Regions from separate parts of the Homo sapiens genome. Here region 1 is linked to region 2. Evidence: chromatin loops called from intact Hi-C (ENCODE). Cell type or tissue: Calu3. All regions are shown on one strand.

Region 1 (5,000 bases), 230 kb after region 2:
CCCTCCTCTTGGACAGATTCTGTGTCTTATATTTTAACCCCTAGCACAGTGGCCAGCTGTGGTAGGAGCTCAGTGATGTTAACCGCATGTTTAATGGCAGTAAGCACAGCATGCTATGAGAACACAGAGCAGGTCACTTAATTGTGAGAAAGTCAGGAAAAGCTACAGAGAAGCTATCAGTTGAGCCAAACTGAATTCTCTAGATGGATAAGCCTTAAAAGAGATTCAAACAGGTGGATTTTCACAGCAAGGCAGATCAGTTATTGAAATTTATGTATGGCAAGTGGTTAGACACACAGGCTTCTTTACTAAATCTCAGCATTAGGAGGAAAGAACTCTTTCTGAATTTTGAACATTAGCATAAGTCAAATAAAAGTAAGATGTTCTATATCATTGGATAGGTAATAGATTTGTGGTCATCACTGCTCCCAAGAAATGATACTGGTCCTGGCATGAAATAGTCTAATTAATTTTTAAAAATAATTTCAATTTTCATTTTAGATTCAGGGGTACATGTGCAGGTTTGTTACCTGAATATATTGTGTGATGCTGAGGTTTGGGATACAAATGATCCCATCACCCAGGTAGTGAGCATAGTACCCAATAGATAGTCTTTTAATTAATTGTAATAAAGTGTTTCATTTATTCACTCAATAAACTTATTGAAGCACCTTCTAGTGTTAAGCACTATAATAGGTGCTATATATTCATTAGCGAGCAAAACGAACTTAGCCCCTTCCCTCTTGGGGCTTATAGTCTAGTGAAAAAATAGACATTAAGGAAATCACTACAAACACACAGACACAATGATAAATGCTATGAGAGAAAGTGGAATGTTGAGGGAAAGTACAACAGAGTCACCTAGTTGAGAGACTAGGCAAGAAGTGAACAATGATCAGAGGTTAATTAGGCAAAAAAATTAGGGGGAAGAGGCAGAAGAGATATAGGAAACTCCATGGCAAAATGGTTTGAACAAATCGATGAAGAGCCATAAAGCAGCTCAACTAAGAGTTGCTGTTGAGGAGGAAGGGCACACCCCTTCTCAGGTCCTGCTTCTGCCTCTTCCTTGAGTTCATGCCATATTGTAGTGGGTATCCCCCCCTGAATCAACTCCAGCGACAGTGGTCTCCTTGCAGGTTCCCAGACAGGCTATGCTGTTTCATGCCTTTTTAAAATTGTGGTAAAAAACATGCGACATGAAATTTACCCTCATTTTAAGTGATCAGTACAGTATTGTTAACTATAAGCACAGTGTTGTCCACAAATTTAAGCATTATGCATAAGCATTAAGCATAACATTAAACAATAATGTTGTCCAGCACAAATGTTTGCACAAATTTTCTCATACATGCATAAGAAGCTTACACAGCTCAAAAATCAGAGCAATGTAAAAAGGCATAGAGAAAGCTTTTATTCCCACCCCTGCCACATCTGCACTGTTCGCCTTCACTCCCTGCAGATAATATTTTTATTAGCCTCTTGTGTATTAGTCCTCTAGTTCTTTATGTAAAGAATATACATTGTTATGTTCTCTCTTATTAAAAAAGTAGCATATGATGGACATTGTTATGTAGCTTGCTTTTTTGCCTAACAATACGTGTTAGAGTTCAGTTTATATAGAGCTGCACTGTCCAAGATCAGTAGGAGTCATATGTGGCTGTGGAGCACTTGAAATGTGGCAGGTGCAACTAAAAATGGAATTTTAAATTTAATTTAATTTAAATTTAGATTTAAAAAATGAAAGCAGTGAACAATATTTTCCTATTAATCTCAACTTTATTGTTTTAGTAGGACTACATTTCACTTTAACTATTGAAAATCCAACATCCAAATTGAGATGTGGTATAAGTGTAAAACACACACTGGATTTCAAAGACAGTATAAAAAAAATGCAAACTGTCTCATTAATGTTTTACATCATTTACAATCTAGTCATCAATTTGTTCAGTGTTTTTTGATATAGTTGGCTAAATAAAATATTAAAACCAATTCTGCCAATTTATCTTTTTTTAAAAGTGATACTAGAGAACTTTAAATTACATATGTGGCTCAAATTCTATTTCTTTTTTTTTTTTTTTTTTTGAGACAGAGGCTTGCTCTTTCGCCCAGGCCAGACTGCAGTGGCGCTATCTTGGCTCACTGCAAGCTTTGCCTCCCGGGTTCACGCCTTTCTCCTACCTCAGCCTCCTGAGTAGCTGGGACTACAGGCACCCGCCACCGCACCCAGCTAATTTTTTGTATTTTTACTAGAGACAGGGTTTCTCTGTGTTAGCCAAGATGGTCTCGATCTCTGACCTCGTGATCCGCCTGCCTCGGCCTCCCAAAGTGCTGGAATTACAGGCGTGAGCCACCGCACCTGGCTCAAATTCTATTTCTACTGGACAGTGCTGATACATAACATTTACTACTTTTTACACCTGTATAGTATTCCATTGTATAGAGTACCACAATTTACTTAACCAATCCACCTTTGATGCATACCTGAGTTGTTTCCAATCTTATGTTTAAAAAAAAAAAAAAGCAGAAATGCTTACCCTTCTCCATGCATCACTTCATACATGGGCAGGTTGATCTGTAAAATGAATTCCCGGCATTGGGATTGCTGGGTCCAAATGTAAATACATTTGTAATTTTGATATTGCCAAATTGCCCTCCGTAAGCATTGTACCAATTTGCACTCCCACCAGCAATGTGTGTGAGTGCCAGTTTCCTCATACATTGCCACTTGAAACTACAATTAACTGTATTTTTGGATGTAATAATCAACATTTCTTTTTGCTAATTCTGAGAGGGTTTTAAGAAGAAATCATAAATGGTTTGTCTAACTTCTCTTTCCATTTGGAAAAAAAACCTATTGATAAAATGCTTAGAGGTAGCATTTCAGAACTGATTTTTTTTTTTTTTTTTTTTTTTTTTGAGACGGAATCTCACTCTGTCCCCCAGACTGGAGTGCAGTGGCGCAATCTCGGCTCACTGCAACCTCCGCCTCCTGGGTTCATGCCATTCTCCTGCGTCAGCCTCTGGAGTAGCTAGGACTACAGGCACCTGCCACCACGCCCGGCTACTTTTTTTTTTTTTTTTTTTTTTTTAAGGAAAGCATCAAAGAATTAACCCTCACTGTTTCCCAGGTTGTAAATTTCTATGAAAGTTGCAACTTTCACCATACTGAGATTTAGGCAGAGGGATTTTGTGAGGGTTCAAATGGATAAGGGACTACATTTTCTTCTGTTTTTTTAAGAGTTGGGGATTTCTCAGATTACTCCAGCAGCCTTCCCTGGCTGTGGTGGACTAACATTTAAGGGTAGACTGGCAGTTTCCATGCAATTTTTGCATATTGTCAGTTAATCTCCTGGATTGGTTTTACTGTATGCTAAACATATTCTAACTCAATGGGTTGCTTAACTGAGGAAACCAGTGACAACATAACTGGCGCTTAAGAGCTGCCATAATCATCAGATAGTTCATTCCACTGACTTTATTAGTAAATGGCAGAGAAAGTTTATCTTTTCACTTTATGGATCCAACTGTTGTCCCTCATTTGAGACTTGTGTGCCCTCTACTGCCCTCTTTGCCTTTTTTTGTTTTTTCAGATGGAAATGAAGAAGTAAACATTCAGTATCCAAAAGAAAACTGCTTTAAATTTTCCATTCATAGGAATATGAAAATAAGATTCTTATGAAGAGAATTCTTACTATGGAGTTAGAGACGTGCCAGATAAGTTAATAAATCAGTATAATGGAACCCTTGATTTGGGGGAATATAAAATATTTTGGCAAATCCTAGAGGCATAGAAAGGCATTTTATATCAAATATGACTATGGACACTTAACTATCTTTAGTATTGTATTGATTTTCAACATAAAAAGATTAAGAAAAAAAAGTTGTCTTACGTTCCTCATGCAGGAAAAGCACCAGGACATTGAGGACTTAGTATAAGGGTCATCCTTGGCAACTGGTTTTATTGAGTCATTGCTACTATGTTTGAGTTACACAATAAACAAATATACAACTTTCTAACAGGAAGTAGCTGCAGCCATAGCTATTCTTCATATTTTTGTTTCTGTTGCTAATTTTTGCCTAATTTTGTTTCAGGAAGGGTTTTCACTCATTGGTAGCAAGGACTGGTTGAAGATTGTAAGACGCGTGGATTGTCTGTTGTTTGGAACAACGATAAAGGCAAGATTTAAGCTAATGATCACACTCTTCTCATCTTCTATGTGTGTATGTTGGGGAGGTATTTGGGGGCATCTCTTGGTAGGTGACGGGTACTGGGAAGAATACAAATGTTTAAGAAAGGTTTGTACTATGAGAAAAACATGAAACAAGGACCGTAGAGAGGCAGAAGCCTCATTAGCAGGAGGACATTGCTAAGGAGTCAGGCTCTGATGGATTTCTCAGTATGCGTCTGATGGAGCTGTGCAGCCATTCTCTATCCCCCAAGCACAAATTGGAAGTGGAGTACATCATTTGTCTTGCGATTTGGATGTTTAAAAAGGTGTATACCTTCAAATGATTCAGTGAATATGTATTTTCATTTTTTCTTTTTAATATTAAAAAATTTCCCTTTTACTTGCTTTCTAGCTGTATTAAGTGTAAAGAATGATCTTCATCAAAGAAACAGTCATATTAATCACCTGGATCATTTTCCTTCAAAAATAACTATGAAAACCAATCTGTTAACATTCATGGAGTAGATAATATTGAAATTTAAGTGAAAGATACTAATTTTTGAGGGACTCAGACTCTGAGAGTTAGACGATTATCTAGTGGAGGGGTATTAACCTGGGGTACACAGACCCCAGAGTCTCCATAGAATTCAGGGGGTCCATGAACTTCCATGGATTTTCACTGACCTCTAATTGAAATGTATCATTTCCTTCCACTATGAATGTAAGGCCAGCAGACCACAGTAGTTTTAGACCTTCTCACTAATGGAAATCACAGATACTTTCATATCACATTTCAGTTGTTTCTGACATCTCAAATGTTTATGCTCATCA
Region 2 (5,000 bases):
GCTGCAGTGCCCCCTGAGGCTTCCACACATCTTTCTGAATATTATTTTTCAAGTAACAAGGGCAGGGACAGCGGAAACAGCTGCCCACCCCCCCCATCCCAGCAGCTCAGCTAAGCCCTGATGAGAATGAAGCCACAGGAGTTGTCTGAGGTGAACCCAGCCGCTCAGCCACACATGGAAGCCATTGCCTTTGCACATAGTTCTTGGGTTCTTTTTCCTAAAAAGGTAAGGAGCTGAGGTGTGTGGTTTTTTAATATTAAGAATATATAATGGAAAACACACGACTGACGCTCAGGCATCTTCCCCTACTCCCCAACAGATCCCCAGAAGACAGCGTGGAAGGCAGTGTAGACAGTAAATCGGGCTTCAGTTCTATAGCCAAGAAGAGATCAGCTGCTGAAACCACCAGTGGGTACCCCAGGCCACCTGCCTTTGAACTTGGGGATTTGCCATGTTTGATCTTGTCACATACTTGCTTTTTTACAAGATGAACTCTTTGTATTTATGATTTGGGGGGCAATGAAAGGTGCAATGCAGGAACTGCTGCTGCCGAGCTCGCTGGTCACATGGGGGTGCCAGGCGGGATTCTGGAAAACCAGTGCACTTAAACTGATCCTGAAGAGAGCTGTCCCAGCACTCTGGCCACCAGGAGGGCCAGATTCCCCAGAAACTACCTTTTGCCCAAAGAACATGCTCAGTATTTGGGGCATTTCCTCCCACAAACCCTGACTGCTTCTGTTACCTCAGGGCCTTGGTACCTGGATACTGCCACAGAATTGGGGCGGGTGGGGGAGGGGCCTATTTTTAAATAAAATAACTGTTCAAAGTTGGGGGTTTTTTAAAAAATTAAGAAAAAGGAAAGCTATTCTGTATTGCACCTTTTCACAATTTAATACATTTTCTTACATTTTCCTGTGATTTTCGAAACTAAACCATTGTGTGTCCTGTAGTGTCCTGGTTGAGCTGCCGCTCAGCAGCTTCCTCGGGGGGATTTGGAACACCTGTGTCTGTCGCCGCACTGCCTGTGGGAGGGGCCCAGAGGGCTGCTGGGACTGGCGTCTGTACACACTTGTTTGGCCTTTTCTGTAGTTGATGCTGTAAACTCTATGGCTTTTTAAAAACGATTTCATGTTTTTATTTAGTATTGGAAATCCAATACACTTTTTTAATCCAATCAAACTCTGGTCTGGTCAAAGAGTTATTTTCCTTTGTCCTTAAAAAAAAAAAATAACAACAACTTTGGGGCCCCCTGCTTCCCAGCCTCTAACTGACTTCACGGTTGCCTTCACAACTGTAAAGCCAGTAGTCTATGAGGAGACTCAGGGAAGGGTGGCAGGTGAGCCAGGAGGCTGCAGGAGGTGTTTGGACCGTCCACCAGTACCAAAAATGAGTCTTGTCCCTGTTCCCATCCCCCTGTTGCTGCCCTGCAGGGACTGAGCAGCCTGAGGAATCAGAGGGGGCCCCTGGCAGCCGTCCCTGAATGGAGTGCAGGCCATGTCCCTGCCGCGGCAGCGCATTCTGTTAGGGCAGACTGACTGTCCACGTGGGGCCTGGCCTCCCCACTCCCAGCCCCACCACTCATAGGGACCTGAAGCTGGAGCAGATGTCTCCTGGGATGCCCGCTTGCCCCAGGCTGCCTCACCTTACTGTGTTCACTGTGTAAGATTCCTCGTGGTGTCCCAGAGTCTGGGCCAGGGAATAGGGGACCTCAGCAGCCAGAGGCCTGAGCTTGCAATAATAGAATGAGGGCTAAACACAGAGCACAGTGTCCTCACTGCTCCCTTTGCCCCACTGTTCATCTGCTCTGTGGCTAGAGTGTACTTTAGGAAGCCCAAATCCCGTCCTTCCCATTAGCCACACTCCACTGGGCTCAGGATGAAGTCCATGCTCCCATAGCTGCAGGTTGGTGCTTGTCTGCCACAGCCTCCAGGTCCAGACTAATGTTGCCTTGTGTACCAGGGGTGTGGCCACAGAAAGCTACCAGTGAGGCCATTCTCAGTCTGCCTGGAGTGTCCTCTTTACTGCCATTCTGTCTTAAGTGCCGGGCGTCTGCTGCTACTATCCCTCCTGTGCGTCCCTAGGTGGAGCTCTTGGCACATATTACCATGATTTGTTTGAGTCTTTTCCTGGGCCCTGTGGGCTCAGTGGGGACAAGATTATTTCTCACTCCTTTCTGAATGTCTAATGCCAGGGGCAGTTTCTGACAATAGCAGATGCTTGTCTCTTGGATGGATAGACAAACAGTCACGAGGACTCATGCCCTGGAGCGTGCTGAAAGGCTTCACACACGCGCACAAGAAGCCCCCTCCTGGCAGGGATCCTAGTAGGTCCCCAGTGTTCTGGTGCTAGAACACTCCCATTTCAGCAGCCATGGCCGTTTGGCCTCCTGGGGTAAACGTGAAAGATGAAAGATGACAGTCATGAGAAACGATGCTGGACTGGGCCCAGTGGCTCACGCCTGTAATCCCAGCACTTTGGGAGGCAGAGGCAGGCGGATCACCTGAGATCAGGAGTTCTTGACCAGCCTGGCCAACATAGTGAAACTCTGTCTCTACTAAAAATACAAAAATTAGCCAGGCATGGTGGCGGGCGCCTATAATCCCAGCTACTTGGGAGGCTGAGGCAGGAGAATCGTTTGAACCTGGGAGACGGACGTTGCAGTGAGCAGAGACCATGCCATTGCACTCCAGCCTGGGCAAGAGTGAAACTCCATCTCAAAAAAAAAAAAAAAAAAGAAAAAGAAACAATGGTGCTGCCTCATGACCAACTTCAAGCTGGGAACTAACACAAGAATATCTTGCAGATTTGTTCTAAGATGAGCATATGGACAAGGGTGTATACGAAGAAGAAACACCTCTTCCCCTACCCCATTCCTGCCCCATCCATCAACCTCTCCCAATTGCAGCCACCTTCCTGCCAGAAGTGGGGAGAACCATCAGGAGAGACTGGAGACAAGCAATAAGCAAGCCATCAAATTGATGATGACAGGGCCATGGGCAGGGATTGGAGAACCAGGGAGCCAAGAGGAACCACTGCTAACCACAGACAGAACCCCAGACAGCAGGTACCCGATTCTTAACCTAGGGTTCCCAGCTACCAAAGGAGGGAGTTCACCAGGGGTGCAGGAGGAAGAGGTAGGAGACAGTAGTTGAGAGAAAATAATACTTGTTTTTAATAATCTTGTAAATGTACATAATGTTGGAAAAGTGCTACTTAAAACTACCACTACCCTCTAAGCATGGTGGATGATATTCATCTCAAGACACCCTTTTCCTCAATTAGGAACTTGGTTTGTAAAATGAAAGGGACCTAAAGCTGAGCTCCAAAAGGTTGGTGGGAGTACCTGCTGCACTATAGCACAAGAATAATTCGGGATTTCCTGAAATAATTAGGGGTGGAGGGGACACGCAACCGGTATAATCAACAAGATGGTGCAAGAATGAGGGGCTCTGTGGGAAAGCACCCCAGTGGGAACTGGCTGGCCTCAAGGTGTTCAAAGACCTTTCTTAAATGGGAAGATCTTTTTGTTTGTTTGTTTGTTTTGTTGTTTTTGAGTCAGAGTCTCACTCTGTCACCCAGGCTGGAGTGCAATGGCGTGATCTCGGCTCACTGCAACCTCCGATTCCCAGGTTCAAGCGATTCTCCAGCCTCAGCCTCCAGAGTAGCTGGGACTACAGGCACCCGCCACCATGCCCAGCTAATTTTTGTATTTTTTAGTAGAGACAGGGTTTCACCATATTGAACAGGCTGGTCTCGAACTCCTGACCTCGTGATCCACCTGCCTCGGCCTCCCAAAATTCTGGGATTACAAGCGTGGACCACCGCGCCCGGCCAAATGAGAAGATCTTGCCCTATTTGCACTTCTATGGAGTGAACCCCCTCCAGCTCCCCAAATCTCATGTAACATCTGCTGTGTGCACATGGCCTTGAATGTGTTACTGGACACTCCCCCAGTGAAGAAAACAGCATCTGGGCCAACATGGCGGTGGGCAGGCCATGAGTCTGGCATGGCACGGGTGACCCATGAATGGAATTGGTTCGCTAGAAGCAGGAGCTGAGGGCCAGAAGTGACCATAAGAATCTAAACCTGAGAACTCTCAGAAGTCCAGGGGGCAAAGGGGGACACAGGTCAAGAAATGTGGGTTCCAATCAGCCTAATCCAGATTTTAAGAGGCAGACTGACCTCAGCTTGTGTCTGAGTTGCCATCAGTTTACAATTTCTCCCTCCTCGGGGTCCTGGAGCAAAGCCTCATCACCCTGTTACTAGGTGTCAGCCCCTTGCTAATGGGGTCTGCCTTCTGTGGACCCGGTTGCCCAAAGGAGAAATCTGGGAGCCATTCTAAATTCTTCCCTCAACACCACAGCACATTGCTCAGCAAATCCTGCCAGCTCTTACCTCTCAGAGGTCCCCCAGAGTAGCTCTTTGCTGTCTGGTAGGCAAACTACTAATTAAGCCCCCTGCCTGAGTCTCACCAGCAATCAGGGAGCGATCCTCCACACAAGTGTTCAGGTGCTGCTTCTAACGCAAATCTGATGCTTCCCCGCTGCTCAGCACTGTGCGATGAGAGCTCCAGCACCTGCCCTACGGTAGAGACTCCAGTGTGGCCCTGTCTGCCTCGTCCCTTTTATTTCCCACTAACCTGCCCCTTCACCCGAATTTGGCCCTAACCATTGACAGCAATTTACACTTGCAGAATAAGCCGTGATGTCTGGCCTCTACTGTTTCCTCTGCCTCAATTTCTCTCTATCCCCTACCCTGACCACTGGCTTTCTCTGTCTGGTCATATCTATTCATCTTTGAAGGCCCAGCCTAACCATCCAGTCCCCTGATCATTCTTGTTCACGTTTCTGTCTCCGCCAATACACTGTGACCTCGCTAAGGAAAGCAGCTGTGCTTGGATTCTCCACCCGAGCACCCAGCACACCATAGGTCTTCACTAAATGAACTTGCCTCGTGAGGCAGATGGACTTGAAATCAGGTAACTAATACATCATGGCCC

What was found. Peaks named below come from ENCODE experiments on the same cell type or tissue, not always from the same donor. Only the 100,000 strongest peaks of a DNase experiment are listed, where the experiment ranks them.
Region 1: a loop joins it to region 2, with 4 times the contacts of the local background. A loop is called at or near these places in 27 of 110 quality-filtered maps.

Annotation. Positions count from the first base shown.
Region 1 is chr15:73,536,393-73,541,392 of GRCh38, forward strand. REC114 (REC114 meiotic recombination protein) reads left to right here. Exons shown (of 6, transcript NM_001042367.2): 3 at 4,093-4,176. Among named protein-coding and RNA genes, the nearest start is that of NPTN-IT1, 31 kb to the right of the region's middle. In Calu3, no CTCF peak of the experiment used is centred here; a DNase peak (open chromatin) is centred at 2,989.
Region 2 is chr15:73,304,027-73,309,026 of GRCh38, forward strand. NEO1 (neogenin 1) reads left to right here. Exons shown (of 29, transcript NM_002499.4): 29 at 1-1,179. Among named protein-coding and RNA genes, the nearest start is that of MIR12135, 6.6 kb to the left of the region's middle. In Calu3, a CTCF peak has its summit at 2,113; a DNase peak (open chromatin) is centred at 2,085.